Linked DNA regions of Homo sapiens: region 2 is linked to region 1. Evidence: read pairs that join two places in POLR2A ChIA-PET (ENCODE). Cell type or tissue: B cell. All regions are shown on one strand.

Evidence for each region. Peaks named below come from ENCODE experiments on the same cell type or tissue, not always from the same donor. Only the 100,000 strongest peaks of a DNase experiment are listed, where the experiment ranks them.
Region 2: POLR2A ChIA-PET joins it to region 1 with 7 read pairs; 5 of 35 experiments call an interaction of 5 or more read pairs at or near these places.

Annotation. Positions count from the first base shown.
Region 1 is chr16:11,374,186-11,379,185 of GRCh38, reverse strand. All of the region lies in intron 66 of LOC400499 (putative uncharacterized protein LOC400499), which reads left to right. The region is part of intron 1 of LOC105371082 (a long non-coding RNA gene); the gene reads right to left. Among named protein-coding and RNA genes, the nearest start is that of RMI2, 31 kb to the right of the region's middle. In B cell, no CTCF peak of the experiment used is centred here; no DNase peak of the experiment used is centred here.
Region 2 is chr16:11,230,720-11,235,719 of GRCh38, reverse strand. No RefSeq gene overlaps it. Among named protein-coding and RNA genes, the nearest start is that of SOCS1, 23 kb to the left of the region's middle. RefSeq lists a silencer at 474-768, an enhancer at 2,336-2,575 and a cis regulatory region at 4,050-4,346. In B cell, no CTCF peak of the experiment used is centred here; DNase peaks (open chromatin) are centred at 1,518 and 2,469; H3K4me3 peaks cover 971 bases; H3K27ac peaks cover 881 bases.

The DNA.
Region 1 (5,000 bases):
ACCTCCACCTCCTGGGTTCAAGTGATTCTTAGGCCTCAGAGTAGCTGGGATTACAGGCGTATGCCACCACGACCAGCTATTTTCAGTAGAGACAGGGTTTCACCATGTTGTCCAGGCTGCTCTTGAACTCCTGACCTCAGGTGATCCACCCATCTTGGCCTCCTAAAGTGCTGGGGTTACAGGCCTGAGCCACTGCACCCGGCCCAATACCTCACTTTCAATAATGGATACAACACCCAGACAGAAGATCAAGAAGGAAACAAAGTACTTGAACAATACTATAGACCAGTTGGACCTACCACACAGACAACTTCACCCAACAGCAGAATACACATTCTTCAAAAGTACACGTGGAATGTTCTCCAGGAAAGATTGTATGTTAGGCTTCAAAGCAAGATTTAATACATTTGAAATGACTGAAATCATACTAGAAGGAAAACTGAAATATCCACAAATATGTGGGAACTAAACAACATACTACAAAACCAGTGGATCAAAGAAAGAAAATAAGGAAAAATCAGAAAGTATCTTGAGACCAAACATATGAAATCTTATGGGATGCAGCAAAAGCAGTGCTATGAGGGAAATTTGTAGCTGTACACACTTAAATTAAAAAAGAAGCTGGCTGGGTGCAGTGGCTCCACCTGTAATCCCAGCACTTTGGGAGGCCGAGGTGGGCAAATCATCTGAGGTCAGGAGTTTGAGCCCAGCTTGGCAAACATGGCAAAACCCCAGCTCTACTAAAATTATAAAATTTAGCCAGGCGTGGTGGCAGGCGCCTGTAATCCCAGTTACTTGGGAGGCTGAGGCAGGAGAATCACTTGAACCCGGGAGGCAGAGGTTGCAGTAAGCTGAGATTGTGCCACTGCACTCCAGCCTGGGCGACACAGCTAGACTCCACCTCCCCCCTCCCCCCGGCAAAAAAAAAAAAAAAGAAAAAAAAAGCAGCAGCCAGGCACAGTGACACTGTTCTATAATCCTAGCTACTTGGAAGGCCGAGGCCAGGAGACTGCTTGAGCCCAGGAGTTTGAGACTAGCTTGGGCAACGTGGCAAGTCTCTCAAAGAAAAAGGAAAAGCTCTCAAACCAACAACCTAACCTTCTACCTTAAGTTATTAGAAAAAGAACAGCCTAAACCCAAAGATAGGAGAAGGAATGAAATAATAAAGTTTAGAGCAGAAATAAATGAAATAGAAGATGGAAAAAACAGACCTGTAACTACCAAGGAGATTGAATCAGAGACCAAAAACTTGGCAGGAAAGAAAAGCAGAAGATCAGATGCCTTCACTGGTGAATCACCAAACATTTGAAGAATCAATACCAATCCTGCTCATATTCTTCCAAAACATTGAGGAAAGAATACCTCCAAACTCACTCTGTGAGGCCAGCATTACTGATACCAAAGGCAGACAAAGCACCAGAGGAAAATAGACCAATGTTCCTGATAAATACAGATGCAAAAGTTCTCAACAAAATACTAATAAGGAGAATTTGACAGCATCATAAAAAGGATTACACACCATGATCAAGTGAGATTTATTCCTGGAATGCAAAGATGGTTACCATATAAAAATCAATGTAAGATATCACATTAACAGAATGAACGAAAGAAAACACATGACTATTTCAGTTAGTGAAGAAAAAGCATTTAACAAAGTTTAATACCCTTTCGTGATTAAAAACATACAGACTCAAAATAGAAATGACCTCAACATAATAAAGGTCATATGAACCACCCTCAGCTAACATCACACTCAATGATGAAGACAAAGTTTTCCAAGATGAGGAATTAAACAATGATGCCTGCTTTCATAATGCTGGAAATCCTAGCTAGAGCTATTAAGAAAGAAAAGGCATCCAAATTGGAACGGAGGCAGTAAAATTATCTGTTAACAGATGACATGATCATCTTTGTCGAAAATCCTGAACACTGCATGAAATAAAAAACAACTGTTAGAACTAATAATTTGTCAAAGTTTCAGGATTACAAAATCAACATACAAAAGTCAGTTGCATTTCTACATGCTAACAGTCAAGAATCCAAGAAGGAAATTAAGAAAACAATTCCTGCCGGGCATGGTTGTGCACGCCTATAGTCTCAGCTACTTGGGAGGCTGAGGCAGGAGGATCACTTGAGCCTCAGAGGTCAAGGCTGTCAGTTTTGACGATGATTATGCCTGTGAATAGCCACTGTACTCCAGCCTGGGCAACACAGTGAGACATCATCTTTAAAAAAAAAAAAAAAGTCCATTTACAATAGCATCAAAAAGAATAAAATAGGAATAAACTTAACCAGGAGGCAAAGATTTTGGCAGGATGTAGAGTCCCAGAGACCGGTTATACAACAAATGTAAAGGCATCTCATATTTATGGATTGTAAGAATATCATTAAGATGTCAATACTACTCAAAGTGATCTACAGGTTTAGCGTAATTGCTATCAAAATCCCAGTGGCATTTTTTCTTCACTTATAGAAAAATCCATCCTAAAGTTGATACACAATTTCAAGGGACTCCAAATGGCCAAAACAATCTTGAAAACAAAGAACAAATTTGGACGTCTTATACTTCCCAATTTCAAAATTTGTTGAAAGCTACAGTGGTCAAAAGTGTGGTACTGGCGTAAAGACATACATACAGACCAGTGGAATGAAATACAGAGTCTAGAAAGAAACTCTTACACATGTGGTCAAATGATTTCAATAAGGATGCCAAGACTATTGAATTGGGGAAAGGACAGTCTTTCAACAAATGGTGTTGGGAAAACTAGATATCCACATGCAAAAGAATGAAGTTAACCTCTTACCTTATAACATGTTGGGAAAAAAAAAAAAGAAAACCTCAATAATGGATTAAAGACCTAACTGTAAGAGCTAAAACTATACAACTCTTAAAACACAGTAGGAGAGCTTCCTTTGTCAATGATTTCTTAGATATGGCGCATATGACACCAAAGGCACAAGCAACAAAAGGAGAAACAGACAAACTGGATCGCATTGAAGGATACTATTAACAGAGTGAAAAGGCGTCCTACAGAATGGGAGTAAAGATGTGCAAATTATATCTGATAAGGAGTTCCCATCTAGAATACATAAAGCACTCTCACAATGTAACAACAAAAACCCAACCCGGTTCAACAATGTACAAAGGGCCCGGCGCGGTGGCTCACACCTGTGATTCCAGCACTTTGGGAGCCCGAGGCAGGTGGATCACCTGAGGTCAGGCGTTCGAGACCAGCCTCAACATGTTCTCCATGGGGTTTCTCACCCCGTCTCTACTAAAAATACAAAATTAGCTGGGCATGGTGGTGCATGCGTGTAATCCCAGCTACTTGGGAGGCTGAGGCAGGAGAATTGCTTGAACCTGGGAGGCAGAGGTTGCGGTGAGCCGAGATTGCACCATTGCACTCCAGCCTGGGCAACAAGAGCGAACTCCATCTCAAAAAAAAAAAAAAATGTACAAAGGACTTGAATAGACATTTCTCCAAATAAGATATGCAAATGGCCAATAAGCACATAAAAAGATGCTCAACATCACTAATTATTAGGGGAACTCAAACCAAAACCACATGGAGAGGCCAGGCACAGTGGCTCACGCCTGTAATCCCAGCACTTTGGGAAGCCAAGGTGGGCGGATCACTTGAGGTCAGGAGTTCGAGACCAGCCTGGCCAACATGGTGACACCACGTCTCTACTAAAAATAAAAAATTAGCCAGGAGTGGTGGTGTATGCCTGTAGTCCCAGCTGCTCAAGAGGCTGAGGCAGGAGAATTGCTTGAACACGGGAGGCAGAGGTTGCAGTGAGCTGAGGTCCCGCCACTGCACTCCAGCCTCGGTGACAGAGCAAGACTCTGTCTCCAAAAAAAAAAAAAAAAAGTACATGGAGGTGCCACTTCAGACCCATTAGGATGGCTGTAATTAATACAGAAAATAACAAGTGTTAGGACATTGAGTTGTTTGAACCCTTGTGTATTCTTACGGGGAGTATAAAATGGTGCTGCAGCTATGGAAGACAATATGGCAATTCATCAAAGAGTTAATAGGTCAGGTGCAGTGGCTCACACCTGTAATCCCAGCACTATGGGAAGCTGGGGTGGGCGAATCACTTGAGGCCAGGAGTTCAAGACCAGCCTGGCCAACATGGTGAAACCCCATCTCTACTACAGTACAAAAATTAGCTGGGTGTGGTGGTGCAGGCCTGTAATCCCAGCTATTTGGGAGGCTGAGGCATGAGGATCACTTGAACCCGGGAGGCGGAGGTTGCAGTGAGCTAAGATCGCACCACCGCATTCCAGCCTGGGTGACAGAGCCAGACTCTGTCTCAAAACAAAGAGTTACCATACAATCCAGCAATTCTACTTCTGGGTATGGATCCCCTAAAATTCAAAGGGTCTCACACATTTATACACCGATGTTCATAGCAGCATTATTCACAACGGCCAGAAGACAGCAGCAACCCAAGTGTCCACTGACAGATAAATGTGGTCTCTCCATACAATCAATCATGATTCAGCCTTAAAAACGAAGGAAATTCTGACACACGCTACCACATGGATGACCCTTGAGGACATTATACAAAGTGAAATAAGCCAGTCACAAAAACACAAGTACTGTATGAGTCCACTTATTTGAAGGACCTCGAGTAATAAGTTTCATAGAGACAGAAAGTACAGTGGTGGCTGCCGGGAGCTGGGAGAGAGCAGTAATGGGTTATTTAATGGGGATAAAGTTTCAGTTTGGCAGTATTTACTGAGTTCCAGAGATTGGTTGCACAAAAGTGTGCATGTACTTACACTGAATTGTGTACTTTAAAATGGTTATGGTAAATGTTACTTGTGTTTAACTACATTTAAAATTTTTTACACTAGAAATGTATATTGAGCATCTCTGTGCTAGGCATGGTGATACGATGATAAACATTTTACCTATGAACACCATAGTTATAAAACCAAACACTCTTAAGGAGATAAAATTCTAAGAGTAAAAGCTAGCACAGACAGGCAA
Region 2 (5,000 bases), 140 kb after region 1:
TGCCACAGGGCTCCGGCCTCAGCTAATGCTCTTCCTTCCTTCTTCCTGGATTCCTTCATTAGAAGCCAGACAACCTGCTTATTGCAAGGACAATGAATTCACTGGGCAACAGAGCCAGATCCCAAACAAACCCTGGACTGGGACACTGAGTGGGTACAAAGATGAAATTGAAGACATAAATATCCTACATTTGGCTTAAAAATATCAATTGCTCCAATAGAAGGTGACTTTTTTTTTTGAGACAGAGTCTTGCTCTGTTGCCCAGGCTGGAGTACAGTGGCGCCATCTCGGCTCACTGCAACCTCTGCCTCCCAGGTTCAAGTGATTCTCGTGCCTCAATGTGTAACTGGGATTACACCACGCCCAGCTAATTTTTTGTGTTTTTAGTAGAGACAGGGTTTCGCCATGTTGGTCAGGCTGGTCTTGAACTCCTGACCACAAGTGACCTGCCCGCCTCGGCCTCCCAAAGTGCTAGGATTACAGGCTTGAGTCACCACGCCTGGCCAAGGATGACTTTTGATCTTAACACTATAGTAGGATATAAACTCAAGATTAACCATGAGCGTGGTGTGGCTTGCACAAGTTAATGTAGCAATAGGGCCATCCTCAGCAAGCATGCGCCAAATGAGGAGAGACTGGTTCTCACTCTGGAGTGAGATGGCCAGAATGAGAAGGGACACAGAATGAGATCGTGCTGGCTTATATGCTGTGTACACATGAATCCTGAGCTCTGACACCATGCCTGCACAGGCTCACGCTTGTGGGTGACAGTAAGTGGTGAAAACCGAATGGAGAACATTTATATCTGTCCTGGGTGCACAGTGTGCTCAGTAAGTGGAAGTGGCTGTGGGTTTGACAAGGAGAGGATGGGTGAAAGAATTAGGAGCACTGCCATTATTATTACTGGTGACATATCATTAGATAGGAGATATAAGAGATATAAGATATATATTATGGCCGGGTGCAGTGGCTCACACCTGTAATCCCACTTTGGGAGGCCAAGGCAGGAGGATCGCTTGAGCCCGGGAGTTCAAGACCAGCCTAGGCAACCTAGTGAGACCCCCGTCTCTACAAAAAAATAATATTTTTATTTGAAAAAGTATTATAACATAAGGCCTATTGTTTATTGAGCACCTATTATATGCAATCACTCTGCTAAGCACTTTGCAGGATCTCATTTCAGTCTGCAGTTTTCCAGATAAGTCATGTTAGAGCATCATATGAAATTGCTGGTTTTGGAGGTCGAAACCACAAGAGTGTTGGCAATTTCATATGGCTCAAGCTAATATCATTTTCATTTTATAGAGGAGGAAACTGAGGCCCAGAGAGACCAAAAGCCTGACAGTCTTTCCTTCCCAAAAGCAGGTTAAGAAAACCCCATTGGCCTGGAGGCTTCTGCCTTTTCAGAGGAATCAGATTTTGTCCTTGGTTCTTCCTCCTCACTCCCCATCTCACTCTGCCCCTGGGCCCACCACCCCGCCCCATTGTGGCCAGGTCTATATTTACAACTGGGGTTTCTGTGAACTGGGGAACTGAGGAAGTGACTTATCCCAGAGTCATCACCGAGATGGTGGTACCCAAGAATTTGAGTTCTCAGCCACCCCACCTCCACCAAAGTGAGGTTTTAGCCCCTTCTCTGGATTTCTAGGGCCTAGTCAGCCAGAAACAGAAACTATCCGCCTGGATCCAGAGAGGCCCCTGTCTGGTGGGCAGGATGAATGGGGTGGGAGATTTGTTTCCATTTCTTTTCTTTCTTTTCTTTTCTTTTCTTTTTTTTTTTTTTTAGATGGAATCTCGCTCTATTGTCCAGGCTGGAGTGCAGTGGTTCACTCTCAGCTCACTGCAACCTCTGCCTCCTGGGTTCAAGTGATTCTTGTGCCTCAACCTCCTGAGTAGCTGTGATTACAGGCGCCCACCACCACGCCTGGCTAATTTTTGTGTTTTTAGTAGAGACGGGATTTCACCATGTTGGCCAGGCTGGTCTCGAACTCCTGACCTCAAATGATCCGCCCACCTCGGCCTCCCAAAGTGCTAGGATTACAGGTGTGAGCTACTGCGTCTAGCCTTGTGTTCATTTCTCTGAGAGCAACACTGAGGCACATCTGTGCTAAGTCTGATTGTCAGCTGCCCTGAGAAGCTTGTTCAGGGGCAGAAACAAGAGGAAGTGGGTTTCTGGGCACCTAGGGGTCCCGGGCTGGTGCAGCCCGGCCTGAACATCACAGAGGCTGGCGGAGCAGCCCCTGCCCCACCGCTCCCGGGGTTGCCGGTGACCTGGCAGCTGAGCCGAGGGCCGCTGGGCTGGAGGGTGGAGTGCTGCTTCCAGGTAGTCAGACTGAGATAGACGCGGCCGCGGAGGCAGCGGAGGAGGAAGGGGGCAGCCTTGTCCCCGCTGTGCGCAGCCCGCCCGCCAGGCACAGCCGGTCTTCGGGGAAGTCGCCGAGTTGGAGTTCCAGGAAACGATAACGCTTGTTGAAACCTCTTTCTTGTGGCCTGGTCTCGTCACATGGCTTGATGGGGACCAACGTCAGGCAGGGCCACAGGCCTGAGCCCGCTCGCACCCGGCAGCCGCTGCCACCCCCAGTTCCCCCCATGAAGAGGGAGGAGGGGGTTGGGCAGGAAGGTGGGCATTTGCTGCTTCCCCATCCCAGGCACCTGGCGGGCCACAAGCAGACTGGTCCCCGCTGGCTGTTTTCACCCCAGTAACACTCCTTGTAGGCTGGCTAAGCTGGCCAGGCCTCAAATGCCCCCTCCAGCAAAACGGGCTGAGAATGCCTAGGCTACAGGCTTGCTGCCAAAGTGAAGACAGAGCTTCCTCCTGCCCCTGGAACATAGCAGATGCTGAGGATCTAGAAATTATTTTTTTTCTCTTTTCTTTTCTCTTCTTTTTTTGATAGAGACAAGGTCTTGATATGTTGCCCAGGCTGGTCTCAGACTCCTGGGTTCAAGGCATCCTCCCACCTCATCCTCCCAAAGTGCTGGGATTACAGGTGCGAGCCACTGTGCCTGGCCAGAACTAGAAATTATTTGCCCCTTTCCTATGAAGCCAGGGAATGTGTCTTTCATCTTGCTAGAGCAGGGTCTTTCTTTTTTTCTTTCTTTCTTTTTCTTTCTTTCTTTTTTCTTTCTTTCTTTTCTTTCTCTTTTCTTCCTTCCTTCTTTACTCTTCTTCTTCTACTTCTCTCCCTCCCTCCCCCTCCCCCTCGCCCTCCTCCTCCCCCCTCCTCCTCCCCCCTCCCCCTCCTCCTCCCCCCTGCCCCTCCTCCTCCTCCTCCTCCTCCTCCTCCTCCTCCTCCTTCTTCTTCTTCTTTTACTTTTTCTTCTTCCTTCTCTCTCTCTCTCAGCAGAGTCTCGCTCTGTCACCCAGGCTGGAGTTCATGGAATGATCTTGGCTCACTTCCACCTCCATCTCCCAGGTTCAAGTGATTCTCCTGCCTCAGCCTCCCAAGCAGTTGGGATTACAGGCATGTGCCACCACACCCAGCTAATATTTTTGTTTTTTTGGGGGGCATTTTTAGTAGAGATGGGGTTTCATTTATGTTGACCAGGCTGGTCTTGAACTCCTGACCTCAAACGATCTGCCCACCTCAGCCTCCCAAAGTGCTGGGATTATGGGCGTGAGCCAGTGTGCCCGGCTGGAACCAGAAATTCTTTACTCCTGTCCTGTGAAGTCAGGGAATGTGTCTTTCATCTTTCTAGAGCAGGGTTTCTTGACCTTGGCTCTATTCACATTCAGAGCCTGGTATGGGAGGCTGCACTGTGCACTTTAGGACGCTTAGTGGCATCCCTGGCCTCTACCCACTAGATACCAGTAGTACCCACCCCTACAGCGATTTGTAACACTGAAAATGTCTCCAGACATGCCCAGATGTTCCCTGCATGGCAAAACCCTGATTTAGATTCAGCGCCTGACACATAGTAGTTGCTCAATAATTAGCAGGTCTTCAACCAGCAGGTCTGGTTCATTTTCACACCCTACCACCTGGCATCCGAGGGGTGCCAAGGGGTAAGTTGGGAGGCCATTTACCCTCCAATCTTTATCAACACCCATCATAAATATACTATCTAAATAAAACCTGTGCTGGAGGCTTAGAGTTTGAGGACAGCAAAGTGAATTGGGGTGGGTCAGTCCTGAAACAAGGAGGGAAGGGAAAGGCCACGTGCCTGTCAGGGAGACGCCCCTGGCCCCATCCCCCTGCTTGCTTCCTGGAAGCTGGCAGCCTGCTTTCTCTGCAGTCAGGAGGTCACAGGGATCCTCTCAGACGACGCTTCCGATGCTGGCTTTGGGATCTTACAAGGACAGCCAGATCCCAACAAGCCTCCCCTGTCCACACGTCCTGCCACAGACATGGAGCTTCCAAGGGTCTTCATTTCCCAGTATCTTTTTCAGTTCCCTGCTCTTCAATACGAACGTGCAATGGAGGGTCACTGAAACCTTGAGGGCAGCTTGTAAAATGAAAGTCAAAGACCGAAACCAAGAGAGGAAAAAAACTCCAAAAAAACAGAGCCAGGTGGGGAGAAACAAAAGTCTTCGAGAAAATAAGGAAGCTTCAGAGAAATAAAATATATTGCATTCATATAAGAAGAATAAGATGCTGTGAAAAGGAACACTCAGAATAAGAGAATAAGAAAGAACTAGAGGCTGGGCACAATGGCTCACGCCTGTAATCCCAGCACTTTGGGAGGCCGAGGCAGGGGGATCACGAGGTCAGGAGATTGAGACCATCTTGGCTAACACGGTGAAACCCCACCTGTACTAAAAATACAAAAAATTAGCCGGACGTGATGGTGGGTGCCTGTAGTCCCAGCTACTCGGGAGTCACATTATTATTATCATTGTCATCCAACTCGATGTGCTTCTTTCTAGCCAAATGACCTTGGGACAATTCCTTCACCAATTTGAGTTTGTATTTCCCCATCTATGAGATGGGGAGACATTATCCCCAAGAAGGATCAGAATAGGGCTGAAATGAAATAAAAATAGCAGCTGGGTGCGGTGGCTC